Regions from separate parts of the Homo sapiens genome. Here region 1 is linked to region 2. A link is a contact called in ENCODE Hi-C or POLR2A ChIA-PET data. All regions are on one chromosome and are shown on one strand. Each heading gives the region's core, a stretch centred on a gene start or an enhancer-like site at or near the end of the contact. The rest is flanking DNA. Distances are from core to core; before and after follow the strand shown. Region 1 holds the start of PNRC1 (proline rich nuclear receptor coactivator 1). Region 2 holds the start of DOP1A (DOP1 leucine zipper like protein A).

Region 1 (5,062 bases), core at 182-2,681, 6.0 Mb after region 2:
TTCTAAGCCTGTTTCCCCAGCTGTAAAATGGGAATAAAATACAGTACTGTCCCTCCAAAAAGAAGCTGAGGCAAAATCAGGCCAAGCTTGAGGACTGCAACCCAGGACCATAGATTCAAGCTGCCCTGAATATACACTCGGATTAGCAAGTTACAAGTAGGTTTTTAAAGGAAAAGAGGCAGCTCCTAAATTGTTTACCAATTTACATTAAAATATCGTGGGCTCTTGACTAGCTATACATTGTTCTTTGTATCTTAAATTTCAGAAACTTAAAGATAATGCGTAGGCAGCTAATCAGGAACAAAATGCCTTTAAACAATTGCCCCAGGCATTAGTAGTGAAAGGAAGAGAATGACAGCCTGCCTACTTCGCAGAGCTGAGGTCTGATCTATTTTTCTTAGTACCTATTCGTAAGGGTTGTTGTGAGGTTAAAGTGAGACAATCTATGTAAAGAACAGTTCCTGGAACATAAATGCTTGATAAATTATGGCCACAATTCTTTTTTGTGGTTGAGCAGTGCGGGGAGATCGCGAAAAATTTCTATTTACGCGCAGCTAACAAAATACTCTATGTTGCAGAGCTGTTTCACTTTCTCCCTTTGAGACGCAAGCCGGCTTGCCGCCTCCTCAAGTAACCAGGCACAATGTTCTGATCCCAAAGTCTCACAATCCTTCAAGTATGAAATCAGTAAAAACTCCAACTTCCATTTATGGATTTACGGAGAACTTTTTATACATCGAGGGGCTAATTCAATCAGTAAGTCACTTTGATTTTTACTCTGATCACCGAGACTAATAAGCAGCGATGCCGAACCAAGTAAATGAAAGAATCGTGAGCCATACTTCAGTAGATAAAATTTAAATGTAGACTGATTTTCTTCACGATTGCTAGGGAAGAAATCCTTACAGCGTACTTAGAAATCTTTGTTTTAAAATGATAACGCTGTTATGTTGGGCTGAAAATAAAACGGATACTTCCCCAAGGTCAGCAGCGGAGGAGGCAACCGTGGCCTTGCCAAAGTCATCCCCTCTTCCCAGCCCCCGTTCTTCCTGCCGCCCTCCCCCTGCCCCCTCCCTTCCCCACCCCCATCAACAAACTCCGCCGGGACATTTCAGTACCACCACTCCCTAGCCCGGCGAAGCGCAGGGGCGTGCTGGGGAGGAGTAAAGAGGGTGGGGCGGAAACCCAATTTCATTGTTCGCGGGACCGATTCTTCCCAAAAGAGCTCGCTGGCAGCGCCTGCGCAGTGCGCCCTCTTTGTGCCAGGCTGCAGCAAGCTGGTTGTTTGTGTGTGTCTACCCGAAGCTGCGGAGGCGGAGCGAGGGGGCGTGGCCTGCCTTGTCGCACTCTAATTGGGCTTTCGCAGGAAAGTGGGCGGGCGCGGGGCGGAGCTTCCGATAACAACACTCGGAGCTGGGGCTGTGGCTATTTGTTGCTGCGCCGCCACCGCCCGAGTCATGTTCCGCGATCTTCTCAGGCTCTCCTAGCAGCATCCATCGCCGCCACCCTATCTTCACTGGCTTCATTCACCTTCTCCTTCTCTCTTCGTTGCTGAGCGACAAGCTTCCTAGCGCTATGACTGTCGTCTCCGTCCCGCAGCGGGAGCCGCTCGTCCTGGGTGGCCGCCTTGCGCCGCTTGGCTTTTCCTCCCGAGGTTACTTTGGGGCCCTCCCGATGGTGACCACGGCTCCGCCTCCTTTACCCCGGATCCCGGACCCCCGGGCACTGCCCCCGACCCTCTTCCTCCCTCATTTCCTAGGGGGAGATGGCCCGTGTCTGACCCCCCAGCCTCGCGCTCCAGCAGCTCTGCCCAACCGCAGCCTCGCCGTGGCGGGAGGCACTCCTCGGGCAGCGCCGAAGAAGCGGCGAAAGAAGAAGGTGCGGGCCAGCCCCGCAGGGCAGCTGCCCAGCCGCTTCCACCAGTACCAGCAGCACCGGCCGAGTCTGGAGGGCGGCCGGAGCCCCGCGACCGGCCCGAGCGGAGCGCAGGAGGTCCCGGGCCCGGCCGCCGCCTTGGCCCCGAGTCCTGCAGCCGCAGCCGGCACGGAGGGAGCCAGCCCCGACCTTGCCCCGCTGCGGCCCGCGGCTCCCGGCCAAACCCCCCTCAGGAAAGAGGTGAGGCCGCCAGGGGGCCGTTGGGGAGTCGGGCCCTTAGACGGTCGCGGCCGAGCTCTGGGGCTGCAGACCCTGCACCCGGGGGGTCGGGCGGGTGGGGGCGGGGTGGGGGGGGCGGCTGTTTACTCGGGAGGGAAGTTTCCGTGACGCCCGCTCCATTCTTGCTTTGGGGGAAGAAGGGGGAAGGGGAGGCATGCGCTGGCGCTTCTGATTGGCTCCCAGGAGTCGGCCAATGAGAAGCGCCGCTGCGCCCCAGCAACAGCCCCGATTTAGAAGGCTGGCGGCGTTCCAGGGGGTTTCGGCGTTCCGGGCGCGCGGCGGGGTGGGGGCAGGGACAGGGCCCGCGGGAGGGCTGACGTCAGCGCGCGCTACGTGCCCGGCGCTCCGGCGCCCATGAAGGAGGCGAGGCCGGGTGGGGGCAGCTGGGGAAGGACTGGGCCCGGCTTTCGGCCTCCCGGCTATCGGGAGCCCCAGTCCTAGTCGGTGAAACGCGGAGACGGCCTCTAACGTCCCGCCGTAGGGGGTGGAGTGGGCTCCGAGCGGCTGGGTTTCGTTTGGTTGGAGTTGTGCCAAAATGTGAGGTGCCCGGTGTGGGACGCGCAGTCCAGTTGGGGCTCTGCCCGCCTCGGGCCTGACCTACTTAGTGGTTCCAAGTTAAGAGTTGGCAGGAGCCGCACAAAACTGATTTTATTACTTTTGCCACTGTGGTACTTCGTGTTAGTGTGTCCAGAGTAAGTTTTCAGAAGAGTTAGCAATTGAATTGACTTAGCCCGTCTGATTGCAGTGCTATTGCATTAGGATAAAATGGATAGAAGTTTAAATAGGATTAAGTCTACGAAATGATTTCAAAGTCTTGTCAGAATAACGTTTTATGGACTTAAGTTCAATGACTTAATCTTCGTAATAATGAAATGAAAAAGTTCCCGTTATTTAGTGAAGAATGTTGCATTGAATTAGAGATTTGCGGTTTATCTGTGCCCTTGGGAAAAAATTTGCCCACCTTGTTTCTTTAAATTATCGTCTCAATGTCTCCCTTTTAAAATTCCACGACTTTTGAAATATCCGTGATTACCTAAAAGCTTTTGTGCTTGTTTCCTGGCCTGTTTTCTAGAACAGGTACTAACTAGGGAGCTCTGGCAGTGAACCTTATTGACGTGGAAAGTTGTGGTCCTCTTTCGTGTCGTGTCTTGCTTACTACCGCGTTACAAGTGTTGGTAGTGCAGTGATCTAGTGGATTACCTTACGCTTTTCCATCCTTTCAAGACTTCCTATAAGGCCCACTTAAGTTGGGAAAGATTAAGGTGAGTGAAGCAGCGTTCTTGAAGCAGTTACTAAACCAGAAAGGAGGTACACAGCAAAGATTGTTTCTGGCACTCGTATTTGGAAGAGAGCTCATTAGTCTTCCTTACAGTTGTAGAAAGGTGGACTTGGGTTATTTCAGACTTTTTTTAGTTTGACATTTTAGAACTGGTTCACGTTGCATACTGGTAACTAGCAGTGGTGATTAACTGCATTTTTAGTGGCGAACAAGAGTGAACTTAAAAGTCAAGGGAAATTTAAGTTTTTTGTTGTTTTTTTTTTCTTGAGACAGAGTCTGCCTCTATCGCACTCCAGGCTGGAATGCAGTGGCACGATCGATCTCTGCTCACTGCATCCTCCCCTTCCCAGGCTGAAGGGATCCCGCCTCAGCCAGCCTCCCGAGGCGCGTGTTACCACGCCGGGCTGATTTTTATATTTGTAGTAGACATGGGGTTTCGCTATGTTGCCCAGGCTGGTCTCGAACTCCTTGAGCTTGAGCGATCTGCTTGCCTTGACCTCCCAAAGTGCTGGGATTACAGGCGTGAGCCACCATGCCCAATTAAAGTTTTTGTAATTTTCAGCTTTTATTTTAGATCAAGGAGGTACTTGTGCAGGTTTGCTACATGGGTATATTTCGTGATGCTGAGGTTTGGAGTATGAATGATCCCATTCCAGGTAGTGAGCATAGTACCCAGTAGGTCCCCATCTCTCTCTCAACCCCCCTTCTAGTAGTGCCTAGTGTCTGTTGTTGTTCCCCACTATATCCATGTTGTACCCAGTGTTTAGCTCCCAAATTCACTTGTAAGTGAGAACTTGCGATATTTGGTTTTCTGTTTCTGCATTAATTCGTCTAGGGTAATGGCCCCCAGCTACATACGTGTTGTCACAAAGAACATAATTTTGTTCTTTTCTATGGCTGTGGGCAAACTTAAACACAACAAAACTAGATATGTGATATGAGGTTCATAACTGATTTTTATCTAGAAACTATATTTACTTTTGTGTTCTTGTCTTTGTAGGTTTTAAAATCAAAGATGGGAAAATCGGAGAAAATTGCCCTTCCCCATGGCCAGCTTGTTCATGGTATACACTTGTATGAGCAACCAAAGATAAACAGACAGAAAAGCAAATATAACTTGCCACTAACCAAGATCACCTCTGCAAAAAGAAATGAAAACAACTTTTGGCAGGATTCTGTTTCATCTGACAGAATTCAGAAGCAGGAAAAAAAGCCTTTTAAAAATACCGAGAACATTAAAAATTCGCATTTGAAGAAATCAGCATTTCTAACTGAAGTGAGCCAAAAGGAAAATTATGCTGGGGCAAAGTTTAGTGATCCACCTTCTCCTAGTGTTCTTCCAAAGCCTCCTAGTCACTGGATGGGAAGCACTGTTGAAAATTCCAACCAAAACAGGGAGCTGATGGCAGTACACTTAAAAACGCTCCTCAAAGTTCAAACTTAGATTTCAGATTTCAGTATGTGTGTAAAACATAATTTTTCCCATATCCCTGGACTCTTGAGAAAATTGGTACAGAAATGGAAATTTGCCTTGTTGCAACATACAATTGCAAAAGATGAGTTTAAAAAATTACATACAAACAGCTTGTATTATATTTTATATTTTGTAAATACTGTATACCATGTATT
Region 2 (5,733 bases), core at 84-2,583:
TCTTTGTTACCTAATGCAGAAGAGTGTGGCTGAAGTCTATCAGGACTAACCATTTTTTAGGGGGTAAAAAAGGAAGATGAGAATGATTACGTATGTACAGCTCCACTATTCACTTTCACAAAAGTAAAAACTAAGAGAAGTTGGAGAAGTTTACTACCAGAAGATAGTTTTGAAAAGTTTGACACAGTAAAGAACCTGGTATAATGTAAATACTTATAATGAAGAACTATTAAAATATAAGACCGGGTAGAATTACAATAGGGCTTCTTAAAAACAAGGAGCTGCTTTTATTTATTTATTTTTTTTCGGAGTCTCGCTCTGTCGCCAAGGCTGGAGTGCAGTGGCGCGATCTCGGCTCACTGCAACCTCTGCCTCCTGGGTTCAAGCGATTCTCCTGCTTCAGCCTCCCGAGTAGCTGGGATTACAGGCGCACGCGCCACCATGCCCGGCTAATTTTTCTGTTTTTGGTAGATCCGCCCACCTTGGCCTCCCAAAGTGCTGAGATTACAGGTGTGAGCCACCATGCCCAGCCTAAACCATAAATAAATTCTAAATAAATAAATCCTGTCATATATTTTAAGATAATAGCTTGACAATTTTTCTAAAATCAGTATTTGGGGTGATTAAAGTTTATTATGTTGATGCACAAATTATTATATCTATCACAATAATTTGAAGTTATAGATGGAAGCAACAACTCACTTAAAAAAATAAAGTTTACTATTATTTGGTCTCAAATAATTCATCTATTTGAAGGATGATGATTTCAACTCTTCATATCTTCCACCTTTAGTACCCGAGGCTATTGAATGCTTAAATATTGACACATTATATTGAAATATACAACTTCCGTAGCACAACTTACTCTTTATAATTGTTTTGTTAGCTTAAAAGATTTTTATATATTTAGTTACGTATTTGTAAAAACTTTCATTTTTTTACGGTATGGTGTTGGCAAAACGGTGCAATTTACCTTGGAGTAACTAGATATGATTGATAGAGCTCTAGACTCAAAATAGTTCCAAATCTGACACCAACTACTTGTCTCCTAACTTCACAAGTCTCCTAACCTCTCTGGGATGCAGGTTACTCATATGAAATATTGAGAAACTATTCAAATAATATTTAAAAGCTGTTTTCAGTTCCTATTATCTCTTCAAATGAAAACATCTGCTAACCCCCTTTCTAGCCACTCCTGAAATTGGTAGCCATGGCCGCTTCCCGCGACAGTCCACTTGAGGGCGCTGTGGCAACAGCTAGCGCCGGGAGGCAGGAAGCCGATCGGGGGCGGGGATCGAAGGCCTCAGACGTCGACGCCGGCGTGGGCGCGAGCACGGTGCACTCTGGGAGCTGTCACTAGGCCCTTCGGCTCCCGGTCTCGGTGTAGCTGCCGTGGTTGCCAGGAGAGCTGCGCCGGCGAGAAGCGGCCGAGCCAGCAGCAGGTAAAAGCGTCCCTGCCCCCAGTGCGGCCGCTAGGCTGGTAGCCGGCTCCGAGCATCCTTCTCGGCCCGGCTAGGTCCTGAGCCGCGGGGACGCCTTGCGAGTCTGACTGCTGTGGCGTCGGGGGTGTTGCCGCTCCGGCCCCGCCAGGAGCTGCGAAGCTGGTCGGCCGCCCTCTGGTTTACGGGGAGTCGGGAGCTGCGCGGGGACTGGAGGGCCAGGGCTGGGGCCGGGGCCTGGGCCGGGCAGAGGCGCGAGGGCGGCCCCAGGTGAGGGAGGCCGGAGGCGGGGCCGGGGAGCCGGGGACAGGTCCCGAGCCTCCCCTGCTGGGGCGGAGCGGTGCGCAAGGCTGGGGCAGAGGTCGCACCTGTGCGATGGAGGCGTGCGGAGTACCCTCTTTGTTGAAGGAATCGAGGCGTTGTGCCTTCTCGGCTGGTGGGTTCTTTTAGCATTGAGGAGACACGTAGGCCCGCGATGGTTCATGTTCTCCGTGGGGCTTAGAAAGGAGTACCGAAGTTTATTAAGAGGAAGTCAGAAGAGTCAAACGGGTGTTGTTAACAATTATCACCTTTGATTCCTAAGCCTTTTAAAGTTGCAACATAACAATAGTCACTTGTTCGGGCCTCCTCCATTCCTGTACCCTGAGGGGGGCGGGGAATGGCACACAACTATTTTTCTTAAGCTAAGTAAATTGTGTTTGAACATTTTTACACTATCTTAGAGTTCTATGGCGTTTGAGAAATGTAAAGATTGGGAAAATGACTTCGACTCCAGCTAAAGCAGTCAAAAAAAATGATAATTACCAAAAATGTAGGAAACTGTTTGCCTGACAAATAGGCCCTGAACTGTAGAGAGAGAAAAATCTGTTTTGATGTTGTTGGCCATTGTCTATGCAGACATAAGTTCTCACATTTTAATTTTGTTTGTGGGTATTAATATGGTCTACAGTGAATAACATACGTCGGCATTATGTGCTAAGTAACTCACCACCTGATAGATAACACAGTGATTTAGGTGGGCCGACTGAAGTTATGAGTAAATTAAAACCACGAGTAGTCTAAATGCTTTATTTTAGTGATTACTTTCGGCCACAACTGATAACTAAATCATTCTCTGTAATTGTTAAGCAGTAGCAAATCTCCACGTGGGCTTGATTATTAGGTACCTAGTGCTGAAGGAACTAAAAACACCTGATTTAATACACAAACCAGAAAATGTGACACCATAACCCAAATCTTAAATGTAAGGTAAGTGTTGTCAGTTAAATGTTTGTATACATTCAAAGAAGTCCTATTTTGTAGTTAAAGTAAAGGAGTGAGCTCTGGCCTGGGAATGAAGAGATTAGATTCAAGTGCTTTAATCTGCTACTAACCAGGTGTGATCTCCAGGCTTCGGTTTTGTCATTGTTTAAGGAAATTTGAAAAGACCAGGGTTTTCCAAACTGATGTTTCCCCCAGAACAGTGTTCTAAAACCATTTAATAGGCTTACTTTCCCCAAAGCAGTGTTCAATGGCAAATAATTTGGGAGCACACTAGGTTAAACTAGGTTTAACTTTTTTGCTTATAAAGGCAGGACTCTTCAAAACCTTTACTGTTATGCTGATACATGTAAATCTCCAGAAGGTTATCCTAGCATTCCCAAATTTACCTGATCTATTTTCTCATGGCCAAATGGTTAACAACTCTTAGAATATAATTACATAGAATATAAATTTAAAAACTGCTGTACTTAAGCTGAGTCCTCTTCAACTGTAAAGGTCCATGCATTAGGCTTATTTTTTGGCTGTCATTTTAAACTTTTTGGAGCATGAAGATCTAGTGGCAACTCACTTGTATAAAAAAAATTATATTTTTCTTAGTAAAATATTAATGATACACTTAAGTTCCCATGAGTCTTAATGCTTTAATTATTGGCAGAAGACTTATCTTATTCTTTCTGGTTTTTTGACTTTTTTAAAACCATAATTCATGTTTTGAATTTGATGGTGGAGTGTAGTTATTGATTTTATTCAAAATGGCATTTTGAGGTTCCAACAAGTGAAGACTTGTTGATAATGGCATCACTTTTGCTGTGATGATTTCTCCTTATAGTCATGCATTCCTAAAATGAAATTATGGTAGAAGCCACCCAAAATGTGCTTACTGTGTAATAACTACCTATTTTAAGAGCTTATATCATGGAAAAGAGCTAAAGGCTAAAACACAAATTTTGAGACAGTTACTTCTAAATTGCTTTACAAACAGGATGTGTGCTGAACACAATCTTAAACTGTTTTGCTAAAGTCTGTTAAGTGTCACTAGTACACCACCAGTGTGGATATTCTGTTCATTCTTTATTACTTTCTTAGGGTGAATGCTGTTAATGCACAATTTTGCTTGCAGATAGGAGAGGTGGGAAGAGAACATGTAATTTTAATAGATAAGCGTTAATTCAGGTAAATTATCTCCCTGGAATAAAACTATTAAGTAGAAATATAAAGCTAATATTTTTTGTGTAATAGTTAACAGTTTTTATTGAGAATTGTATGAAAATATGATACCCTTGTCTTTAACTGGCGGTTTCCCTTTTTCCTTTATTGTATTTACTTCCTCCTCTCCAAGCTATCCAAGCCTGAAATCTCAATGACCTTTCATTGCATTGGTCAATTATATAGTATCAAATTTATTAAGGAAAAATTTATATATACTGATGTACATTCATTTAAGTGTACATTTCAATAAGTTTTAGTAGATATATATGCACCCGTGTAGCTACCACCACAATCAAGATTTGGAAGATGCCACCACTCAGGCACATATAGTTATACTTTTACTCTCTGAGAATGTTCTTCTGTTTCTGAGTGTCTAAATTATACCTTTAAGACCTAGCTCAAATGCCACCCTGTGAACCTTTTTTTGATTACCTCATTTTGAATTAATTTCCTCCTCTTCTGACTTTCCTTTTCACATTTTTTTTTTTCATCATTCTTCTCTGTTCTTTGTGGTGGCTAACCCAGTGGCAAACATATAGCAGGCACTTATTTGTTGACCAAATGGATTAATGTAATATTTCCTCAACTTCAGTCTTTGTGATATCATCTTCAAAATTTTGGCCATATCTTCCTGTTTGGCATACTTCCTGTTTAGTTATTAATATTTCTTTATATCAATGTGATTATTAAAGTAATATTTTAAAGGAAACTTGGAATAACTTTGAGTAAAAAGCAGGTGGCACTTGCCATAAACAGAAGGTGGACGTATACGTAAAAATAATGAAAATCAAAGTCCCCTTAATTTCTAACTAGAAACTATTGCCTGCAGGAGGCTCTAAGCCTAAAACTTGCCCTTTGTTTAAAAGTGAGATTGGCAAGAATTTCAGTGGTGTTAACATCTTGGCACCAAACTGAGACTTTCTTCTTGATACAGTCAGAGGAACTGAAAGAGAATGAAGAGGAAGTAACCTTTTTTTTTTTGAAATGGAGTCTCACTCTGTCATCCAGGCTGGAGTGCAGTGGAGTGAGCTCACTGCAACCTCTGCCTCCCGGATTCAAGGTATTCTCCTGCCTCAGCCTCCTGATTAGCTGGTATTACAGGCACCCACCATCACACCGGGCTAACTTTTGTATTTTTAGCAGAGACAGGGTTTCGCCATGTTGGTCACGCTGGTCTCAAACTCCTGACCTCAGGTTATCCGCCTCGCCTCTGCCTCTCAAAATGCTGGGATTACAGACATGAGCCACTGTGTCCGGCCCCTCCTCATTTAATTCAGTGTCACTTAGCTCTGCCCTCGGATCTTATAAAATCATCCCACGTCTCCATTTGGTGGCCCAAATTTTTGTAGATACTAAGTTAATCAGTGCTTGAAAATTCCTTAGAATTTTATCTGTGCAATAATTGAGAAACAAAGCCTTAATTGTAAATTAAAAAGTGTACTACAATTACCTTAAAAAATATAGTAAAAAAAGTTACTTTAAAAAATAGTACAAAGATAATATTCTTGAATCAGATATGTCTTTATTTTTTCAAAAATGTTCTGAATGTTACTGATGTTACATCCTACTAGGGTACATTAGCCTTAAGATAAACATTTGAATCTAAAATCTAAATCAGAAAACAAGTGGGAACCTGTTATATGACAAAGTGATGACTGTTGATTCAGGAGTGATGAAATGTTAATATAATGTTTATCTGGCAAAGCTCCTGTATGAGTAGATGAGGTAATAAAGTTAAAATAATCTCCTATCTCCTTTAGTTTTTTCTCTCATCACTTAAGTTTTATATAGCTATATTTTTATATTTTAATCCTGCCGAAGA

Evidence for each region. A loop is a pair of places that touch in the nucleus more often than their neighbours do. ChIA-PET counts read pairs that join two places held with the same protein, here RNA polymerase II (POLR2A). Pooled maps may share reads with other maps.
Region 1: a loop to region 2 is called in a map of CD8-positive, alpha-beta T cell, with 14 times the contacts of the local background. The contact joins the promoter of PNRC1 here to the promoter of DOP1A in region 2. A Hi-C loop is called at or near these places in 1 of 168 maps with a recorded cell type or tissue (CD8-positive, alpha-beta T cell) and 3 of 50 pooled maps. POLR2A ChIA-PET finds 5 or more read pairs at or near these places in 1 of 52 experiments (T-cell).

The regions. Positions count from the first base shown.
Region 1 is chr6:89,079,320-89,084,381 of GRCh38, forward strand. It overlaps PNRC1 (proline rich nuclear receptor coactivator 1), which reads left to right and starts at 1,432. Exons shown (of 2, transcript NM_006813.3): 1 at 1,432-2,115; 2 at 4,434-5,062. The coding sequence starts at 1,576. The coding sequence ends at 4,877. PNRC1-DT (PNRC1 divergent transcript) reads right to left here and starts at 1,261. Exons shown (of 1, transcript NR_187250.1): 1 at 843-1,261. RefSeq lists enhancers at 537-626, 2,145-3,105 and silencers at 1,057-1,266, 1,317-1,466, 1,857-2,236.
Region 2 is chr6:83,066,338-83,072,070 of GRCh38, forward strand. It overlaps DOP1A (DOP1 leucine zipper like protein A), which reads left to right and starts at 1,334. Exons shown (of 39, transcript NM_015018.4): 1 at 1,334-1,442. RefSeq lists enhancers at 1,143-1,212, 1,243-1,392, 4,858-4,917 and a silencer at 1,563-1,832.